2 separate regions of the Homo sapiens genome follow, and region 2 is linked to region 1. Evidence: chromatin contacts called from ENCODE Hi-C or POLR2A ChIA-PET data. All regions are on one chromosome and are shown on one strand. The core of a region is the stretch at or near the end of the contact, and the rest is flanking DNA. Distances in the headings are between cores, read along the strand shown.

Evidence for each region. Hi-C counts contacts between places; a loop is a spot of excess contacts on that map. ChIA-PET counts read pairs that join two places held with the same protein, here RNA polymerase II (POLR2A). Pooled maps may share reads with other maps.
Region 2: a map of MCF 10A shows a loop between it and region 1 (3-fold over the local background). The contact joins two enhancer-like sites. A Hi-C loop is called at or near these places in 4 of 168 maps with a recorded cell type or tissue (MCF 10A, PC-3, endothelial cell of umbilical vein and 1 more), 1 of 37 single-sample maps with no recorded cell type and 3 of 50 pooled maps. POLR2A ChIA-PET finds 5 or more read pairs at or near these places in 2 of 52 experiments (K562 and activated T-cell).

The regions. Positions count from the first base shown.
Region 1 is chr16:87,011,643-87,015,773 of GRCh38, forward strand. No RefSeq gene overlaps it. Among named protein-coding and RNA genes, the nearest start is that of LINC02181, 44 kb to the right of the region's middle. RefSeq lists enhancers at 1,172-1,733, 1,734-2,294. Within about 2 kb of position 1,754, at least 3 of the 41 ENCODE cell types and tissues checked have a DNase peak (open chromatin) inside an H3K27ac peak, as active enhancers do.
Region 2 is chr16:87,061,544-87,065,351 of GRCh38, forward strand. It overlaps LINC02181 (long intergenic non-protein coding RNA 2181), which reads left to right. Exons shown (of 3, transcript NR_126008.1): 3 at 1,209-2,448. Among named protein-coding and RNA genes, the nearest start is that of LINC02181, 5.7 kb to the left of the region's middle. Within about 2 kb of position 1,293, at least 4 of the 41 ENCODE cell types and tissues checked have a DNase peak (open chromatin) inside an H3K27ac peak, as active enhancers do.

The sequences.
Region 1 (4,131 bases), core at 504-3,003:
CCTATGAGAGGTGTTCCAAGAAATAACAAGTTACGGAATCAAAGTAAGTCCTTAAATTGGCCATTTCAATACATGATTCGGTGTGGGGCTGTCAACACTTCCAGAAGATCTGAATGTGGCATGCTTTTGGAGTAGAAATAGGCACTCCAGGGCACATAGAACTTTATAAAGATCTAAGAAGAAATGCAAACCGAAGAAGGAATGAATATTACTATAGAATCCACCAAGCAAAATCAGAGACTGATCTTCAATCGCAGTTAGTAAAACCCAATTTCAGTGGCAAACCATCCAAAGAGCCAGGAGACAAAATATTGTCTTCTGTTAACTGTTAAGAAGGAAACCGTTAAAAAAGAAATAAGCTGGAAACCATCATTCTCAGCAAACTATCACAAGGACAGAAAACCACACACCGCATGTTCTCACTCATAGGTGGGAACTGAACAATGAGATCACTTGGACACAGGGTGGGGAACATCACACACCAGGGCCTGTCGTGGGGTTGGGAGGCTGAGGGAGGGATAGCATTAGGAGAAATACCTAATGTAAATGACTAGTTAATGGGTGTAGCAAACCAACACGGCACACGTATACCTATGTAACAAACCTGCACGTTGTGCACATGTACCCTAGAACTTAAAGTATAATAAAAAAAAAAAAGAAAGAAACGTAGATGAGGCAACAGGTACCTAACGCACAGTCGCAGACGCTTTGGGATGCACGCTCAGCAATCCAAACAACGTTAACAGCAAAATAAACGTTTCTACGTCCAGATTAATGTTATGAAGCAAAGATCAAGACCTTCAGACAGGCCTAAAACATTAGTACACTGTTTTCTAAAATTTCACCGTAAGATTGGTAACTACACTAAATATCTGTGGTACTTCAATTTTTTAATGATTTTTGAGGTTTATTTTGTTATTGTGTCTTTCTTTTAATATTTTCTGTTATCACATGTCTGAATAAGGGACAGATTAATGTGAAATGCTACCAAATGACATAATATTGTCAAAAGATAATGATATAAAACATTAAGCCAAGTATTTATCATTATGTCTTTTTTTAATATAAAACACGCTGGGACTTTTGATTTAATTGTATCACAGAAAAATGATTTCCCGTTTACTATTAGGATCTCTCATTCTTATTTAAATCACATGAAGTGTTTTGGAAGATGTAAAATAACTTATGATTTCACGAATTACTGTGATTTCCCAGGAATATTGTCCCCAAACCCTAAAGACGAGTATCGGTTGGGAATTCAGGACTGCCAGCCTCAGTTGAGTAGCAGGAGCCAATAGGGGTCCGTGAATGAGACAGGATGAGAGCACGGAGCAAGAGGGCTGGAGACAGCTTGGAGGAGACACATGCTGGAGACCGCAGCCACGGCCAGCAGACAAGGCCTTGGGTTAGCATGGGTGAGCGGGATTGAAAAGAACCAAGACAGGGCAGACATTTGGGCTCGGAAGATCCACGTTATTCCTCAACCCTGCCCTCGACTGCAAGTTCACAGACACAATGATGCAATTATGGGCAGCCAGAGGGCGAGCCCACACGCTGCCCTCCAGCTGCTGAGGCAGGGACCCGTCTGGCTGGACCCCACGGAACACGCAGGTGGCCTCCGCTCCTCCAGACAGACAGGGGCACTCCCCCCGCTGCTGCCCCACACACGCAGGCTGCGGCGGGCCGGGTGGGAAGTGGGTGGGCTGGCTCTCTGCACCTCTGTCCAATTTGGCCCGGGTCGGGCGGCAGCCTCCCAAGCCGCGTCTGCAGAGGCCTCAGCAGGCTGGAAGTGCGGCCCTGCATAAACACGCACTGTTTTTCTTTGAGGCTTAGGCGCGCTTATCCCTGTCATAAATTGTCACCTACTTACACTGAGGGGTCGCAGGCCTCGTTTCCAGGGAGGTCTCCGGCCCTCCCAGCTCAGGGCAGCCAGGGCTCCTCGTTAGCTCTTGGGGAACGAAAGAGTGACTCTCACATGGGATCCACAGAAAACGTGAGGTCCTGGCCAGCTGGCTCCATGGGATCACTCACTCATTCATTCACTCTCACTCATTCATTTCCTCACTCACTCACTCATTCACTCACTCCCTCACCCACTCACTCCCTCACCCACTCATTCGCTTTCATTCATTCCTTCGCGCAGTCATTCACTCGCTTACTCATTCCCTCACTCACTCATTCCCTCATTCATTCCCTCATTCACTCACTCATTCATTCCCTCATTCACTCACTCATTTCCTCATTTGCTCATTCACTGATTCTCTCACTCACTCATTTACTCACTCTCATTCACTTATTCTTTCCCTCACTCATCTCTTTCATTCATTCCCTCATTCACTCCCTCATTCACTCACTCATTCATTCCCTCATTCACTCACTCATTTCCTCATTTGCTCATTCACTGATTCACTCGCTCACTCATTTACTCACTCTCATTCACTTATTCTTTCTCTCACTCATTCACTCTTTCATTCATTCCCTCATTCACTCCCTCATTCGCTCACTTTCTCATTCACTCATTCATTCCCTCACTCACTCACTCATTCCCTCACCCACTCATTCCCTCACCCACTCACTCATTCACTCCCTCACTCACTCACCCACCCAGTCATTCACTCACTCATTCCCTCACTCACCCACTCATTCATTCCCTCACTCACCCACTCATTCATTCCCTCACTCACTCATTCACTAATTTACTCACCCCTTCAGTCACTCACCCCCATTCATTCACTCTTTCACTAATTCCCTCACTCATTTCTTATTCACTCATTCACTCACTCACTGACTCATTCATTCACTCACTCTTTCACTCACTTACTCTTTCATATACTCTTTCACTCACTCACTGAGTCACTAATTCCCTCACTCCTTTACTCATTCACTCACTCCTTCACCCATTTATTCAGTCGCTCACTCATTCACTCACTCCTTCACTAATTCACTCACTCCTTCACTCAGTCATTCACTCATTTACTCACTCATTCAGCAAACACAAAGGACTTCCTGTGTGTCAGGGCTAGTGCTGAAAGTTTTGGGTGTGCAAGGAACACAGAGGGGCAGGTAGATGCTGAAAAATGCAGTCCTCTCCTAGAGACACACACTGAAATATTTACAGATACAATGATAGAGTGCTTAGGACCAGCTTCGACATTAAGCAAGAGAGGGGGAAGTGGCTGGGAATGTGTGAGGGGCAGAACTGGCCATGGCAGAGGGGTGGGAACACAATCTTCATTATCCCGTTCTGTTGACCTTTGAGAAATTTCATTTGAAACTATGGTACCACCTAACAGCAACAATAGGGCCATACAATGATGAGTGAAGGGCCTGTGTTCTCACTGCCTGCCTCAAAGCCCAGCTCTGCCATTTACTAAGGGATCTGACCCCAGGCAACTGTCAACCTCTCTGTACCTCAGTCTCCTCATCTGTGAGATGGGGACAATAGCACCTGTCCCAGAGACAGAGCTGTGGGAATTAAATGAGTTCTTCTCTGTGAAACAGTGAGTGCTCAGGACAGACAGCACTTGTTGACTCTCCCTATTGCTGCAATTCTGTTTATTTCCTAGATGATGACGCTGAGGGTCAGAGTGGTAGAGAGACTGACTCAGGGCCACACGGCTAAGGAAATTGCAGAACCAGAATTGGAATTCCATGCAGGCGGCTCCAAAGTGTGCTCCAGCGTAGGATTGGGCAGGGACAACGCAGCAGGATCAGAACTCTGGCCTGTTTGGATGAGCATAGGGGTGGCAGGAGTGTCTCAGCCAGGCCCCACCAGGTGCAAAGGCCTCTTTCCTGAGGCATACTGACGCCTTTTCCTCCACATGATGGTTGCCTAAGGAGGACCCAGCACACAGCCCAGACTCCATAGGCCCTCAGCAGTGTGGGGGGCATGGTTTGGGTAGCCTCAGGCCTAAGGTCAGGGCTGAATGTCAGTGGCAGGCCTCCAGGAACTGGTTTTGTCACCTTCACTCTGCTTCACCATCCAACCACAACACACAGGTGAGTTCCTATTGTTCCTTAGGGTCCTCACATGGACAGCACCTCCTCCAGGGAACTCTCCCCAACCTCAAAAAGTTAAACATAGGGCTGGGCGCAGTGGCTCACGCCTGTAATCCTAGCACTTTGGGAGGC
Region 2 (3,808 bases), core at 43-2,542, 49 kb after region 1:
TTTGACTATTGTTCACTGGCCACTGCCACTCAATACTTAAATGACTTTCTCCCCAAAGGGCAAAATCTTTAAAGCAGAACAGAATTTATTTAAACAGCTGGTTTTTTGCACAATCATTTTATTAATACATAGGCTCGAGTTATGAATAGTGAGTGACTTGCACAATTTTTAAATTCATACAACTATAAAACTAACATGTCATTCAATTAAATTTTTAAAGAACTGTACAAGATTAATTACTACCAGGCTCGATGAAGTCATTGTCCTAAGCTACATTTACATATTTCTAAGTCTTTAAGTAGTATTTCAAACTGGAGGCAAATGAATACTGCTTCATTTTTTTTTTCCAGAATAAAGGATAACATCATTCTTAGGAAAAGGAATAAATCTTTTTGTTGCTGTTGTTGAATGCCAGTTTGTTTACAATACTTGTCAACATGCACACTACTTCTTTTTAAATTAAAAAAAGATATCGCAAATCATTACTTAAAACATAGTAAGAAATCACGTCATCCCATGAAGAGTCTAAACATTGAAATTATTCAAAATTGTTTTAAAATTATTTTAATTTTAATATCAAATATGTTGAAGAGTGATAAGCACCATCCTTAGTTGAGATTCTCTGTAGCAAGAGATGGGGATAGAAAAATGTTTGTTTTTAAAATAAACTAGAAACTTTTCTGAGTGGGGAAGAGGAGAAGATTACCCTGGAATCACTCAAGGGAGGTGGAGGTTTAACGCGTCTAAGAAGCTGGTTTACCATTTTAGCAGGTGCTGATGTAGTGAAATACAATGTCCAGGGTGCGTATTCACGCCACCACTGCATGAAAAGGAAAACGCTTTTTGAGAAGGCGAGACTACCATTATCTATACCTGCCTGGTTTCATTTGACCATTTTTACGCACATAACATTTCATATAACATAAAATGTACGTTCTTCATGATTACTCTAGGAGAAAGGTGAGGATCTTTTATTTTTTTAAATATGGGCAACTGATAAAATATTGAAATAGCTACTACGTTATTCCATTTTTATCTCAAACATTTCCAGGAAGTATTTCTTTAAACTCTAGCTGGGCACTATCTCAGACTGTTTGAGGAGGGTGAGCTATTTGTTAATTAACATTTGGCTTAAATACTATAAATGCTCTTTGATAGATTAGCACATTTCAGGAGAGGCCTCAAAAAGTTTTTCTTCTTGGGTTTAGAGCCCGATGGATACACCCTGGGAGAGGCGACGGGGTGGCCCCTGTGACTTCGGGCTGCGACGCGGTGTCGTCCCCACCCCCACCCCCCTCACTCTAGAAGTCACAGCGCCATCTACTGGACAGCGGACAAACCTCCCCACCCAGGGACGGGCTTCTCTGTTTAAGGCCATCCAAACTAGAAAGCTTAAAAATGCGTTTAAGAGGTAGAATACCATAGTTTACGGAACAGAAGAACAAGAACAAAACTCTCTAATCAAAATCACAGGGACCTGGAAATATTGGTCTATAGCAATTTGGTTTTTGGGGGTTTTGTTGTTGTTGTTGTTGTTTCGGGGGCGGGGAGGGAGTTGGTTTTGGTTTTTTGGTTGGTTTTTGTTTTTGTTTTTGTTTTGAGACGGTCTCACTCTGTCATTCAGGCTGGAGTGCAGTAGTGCGATCTCCACTCAATGCAGTCTGGACCTTCTGGGCTCAAGCGACCCTCCTGCCTCAGCCTCCCGAGCAGCTGGGAACACAGGCGCACACCACCACGCCCGGCTAATTTTTAAATTTTTTGTAGAGACAGGGCATTGCTATGTTTCCCAGGCTGGTCTCAAACTCCTGAGCTCAAGCGATCCTCCCGCCTCGGCCTCTCAAAGTGCTGGGATTACAGGCAGGAGCCACCACGCCTGGCCTATAGCAATTTTGAAAACTGGCTCAAGCCCATTCCTCTATCCCCTGACATAACCCCCCAAAGAGAAGACTTTTTAAAAAGGTAAGAAAACTGTTTTTTTTTCATTTTTAAGAGTTTTATATTAGCTATAAATTTCTGGAGTAAAGATTTGGTTCCACCTAGTCAGCTCCCACATTTTTCTCCCCATCATCCTTGGGGCTAAGGTGTAGGAGAGCTGGGTAGAGACACACACACTCACACACACGCGCACACACACGCACACACAGACACACACGTGCGCACACACACGCACCCAGACACACGCGCGCGCACATACACGCACACACATGCACCCAGACACGCACACACGCGCACACAGACACGCACACGCATGCACACACACAAAAACACTCCTTGTGATGGAGCTCTTTAATCCTCCTGGACCCTGAACGCTTTGGTGAACACAAGCGTACAAAACTAGGATAACCCAAATATTATTCTGAATTCTTTTTTTCAGTCGTTTAAGCAAAACAACTTTCATTTTTAAAGTTTATGTGATTTTTCCTTATAAATATCATCACATTCCACGATACATCTGTCCGATGTCGATTTCTGGACTTTCTTACGCAAATAACCATCCTGCCTTCCTCCTCCTTTTCCCTCCTAACTGATCATTAGATTTGCCTTGAAATTCCAGTATTAATTGCTTTATCTTGGAAATGAAAGGCAGGGTATTCTTTTCACAGAGAACTCTATAGTTTCATAATTTCCTACACTACTTGGACTAGTTTCGTGGAAAGGAAAGGAGTCAACTGTGGCCTAGCACATTAACATATGTTTTCTTTGCAGTCCTCTCAATAATTTGACAAGACGTGCAGAAGATTTTAAAAAGGCAACTTATATTAACAAATAAAAATTACAATTAAATTTACTGAGTATTACAATTCACCCATTTTAAGAGAGAAATTTTTTTAACTGAATCTGATTTTTCTTTATTACACATCATTAAAAAAAATGTGTCCTAGGACCCTAAAATCAGGCTTGCTATTGTGTTACAGGCACACTTTACTTCATTTCGGGTGTGTGTGCATGTGTGTACCAAAGTATTTAAATTTTGTAAGTTAATTTCTCACTCAATAGAGTTGGAAAGATCTGGACATTATAAAGGCAAACTCATTTTCTGCTGGAATGAAATGAGAAAACGAAAATTTTAAAAATTCATTTTATTAGGTAAATTTAGTAGGGACTCACTGGGAGCCTCTGAAATACACCAGCCCGCTTCTGCTTACTTTCTCCGTCTTTCAGAGTCTTAAAATGAAAATCAAAGTCACTCCCCCTCCCCTTCTTATCCGATGTTTGCATAGAAATTGTAGAGTTTCTTTTCCTAAAAGTGGAGAATGGTGCTGAGAGCCGAGGGGGTGAGTTCAGACAAGAAGCCCTGGAGAAAGGGAACTCCGCGCTGAAGGCAGGGAAGGCGGCGAGATGGAGGAAGGGGTCAGAGGCGCCGGGGAAGACCGGGGGGCACTCACAGTTCCCGAGTCCGCTTCTGTCTCCTGGTCCTGATTCCAAAAGGAAATGTGACTCTTTTGTGCAGAACCAGAAATGAACATCCAGGAAGTCGGCAAAATCACTAACTAAACAACCAATGGAGGAAAAACAACATTAAAATTCCAAATTTGGGGTTTTTTTTCCATAATGGAACAGAAAATGAATTGAAGGGAGGGGAGGGGAAGAGGACAGTTTTCAGTATATTTTAATTTTTTCCTGTGACCTGAGCTGGGCCCCAGGTTAATCCAAGTTTGAATCTGGAATCTTTGCTCTCCTACATCTACATCCTATAAAGGGTCACTTGACTGCAATAAATTCAGGCTGATCGCAAACCCCAAACTTCGCTGTATGAACAGTCTAAGCTCCTGCCGACGATCTGAAATGAGTTTTCCTATGAAAATAT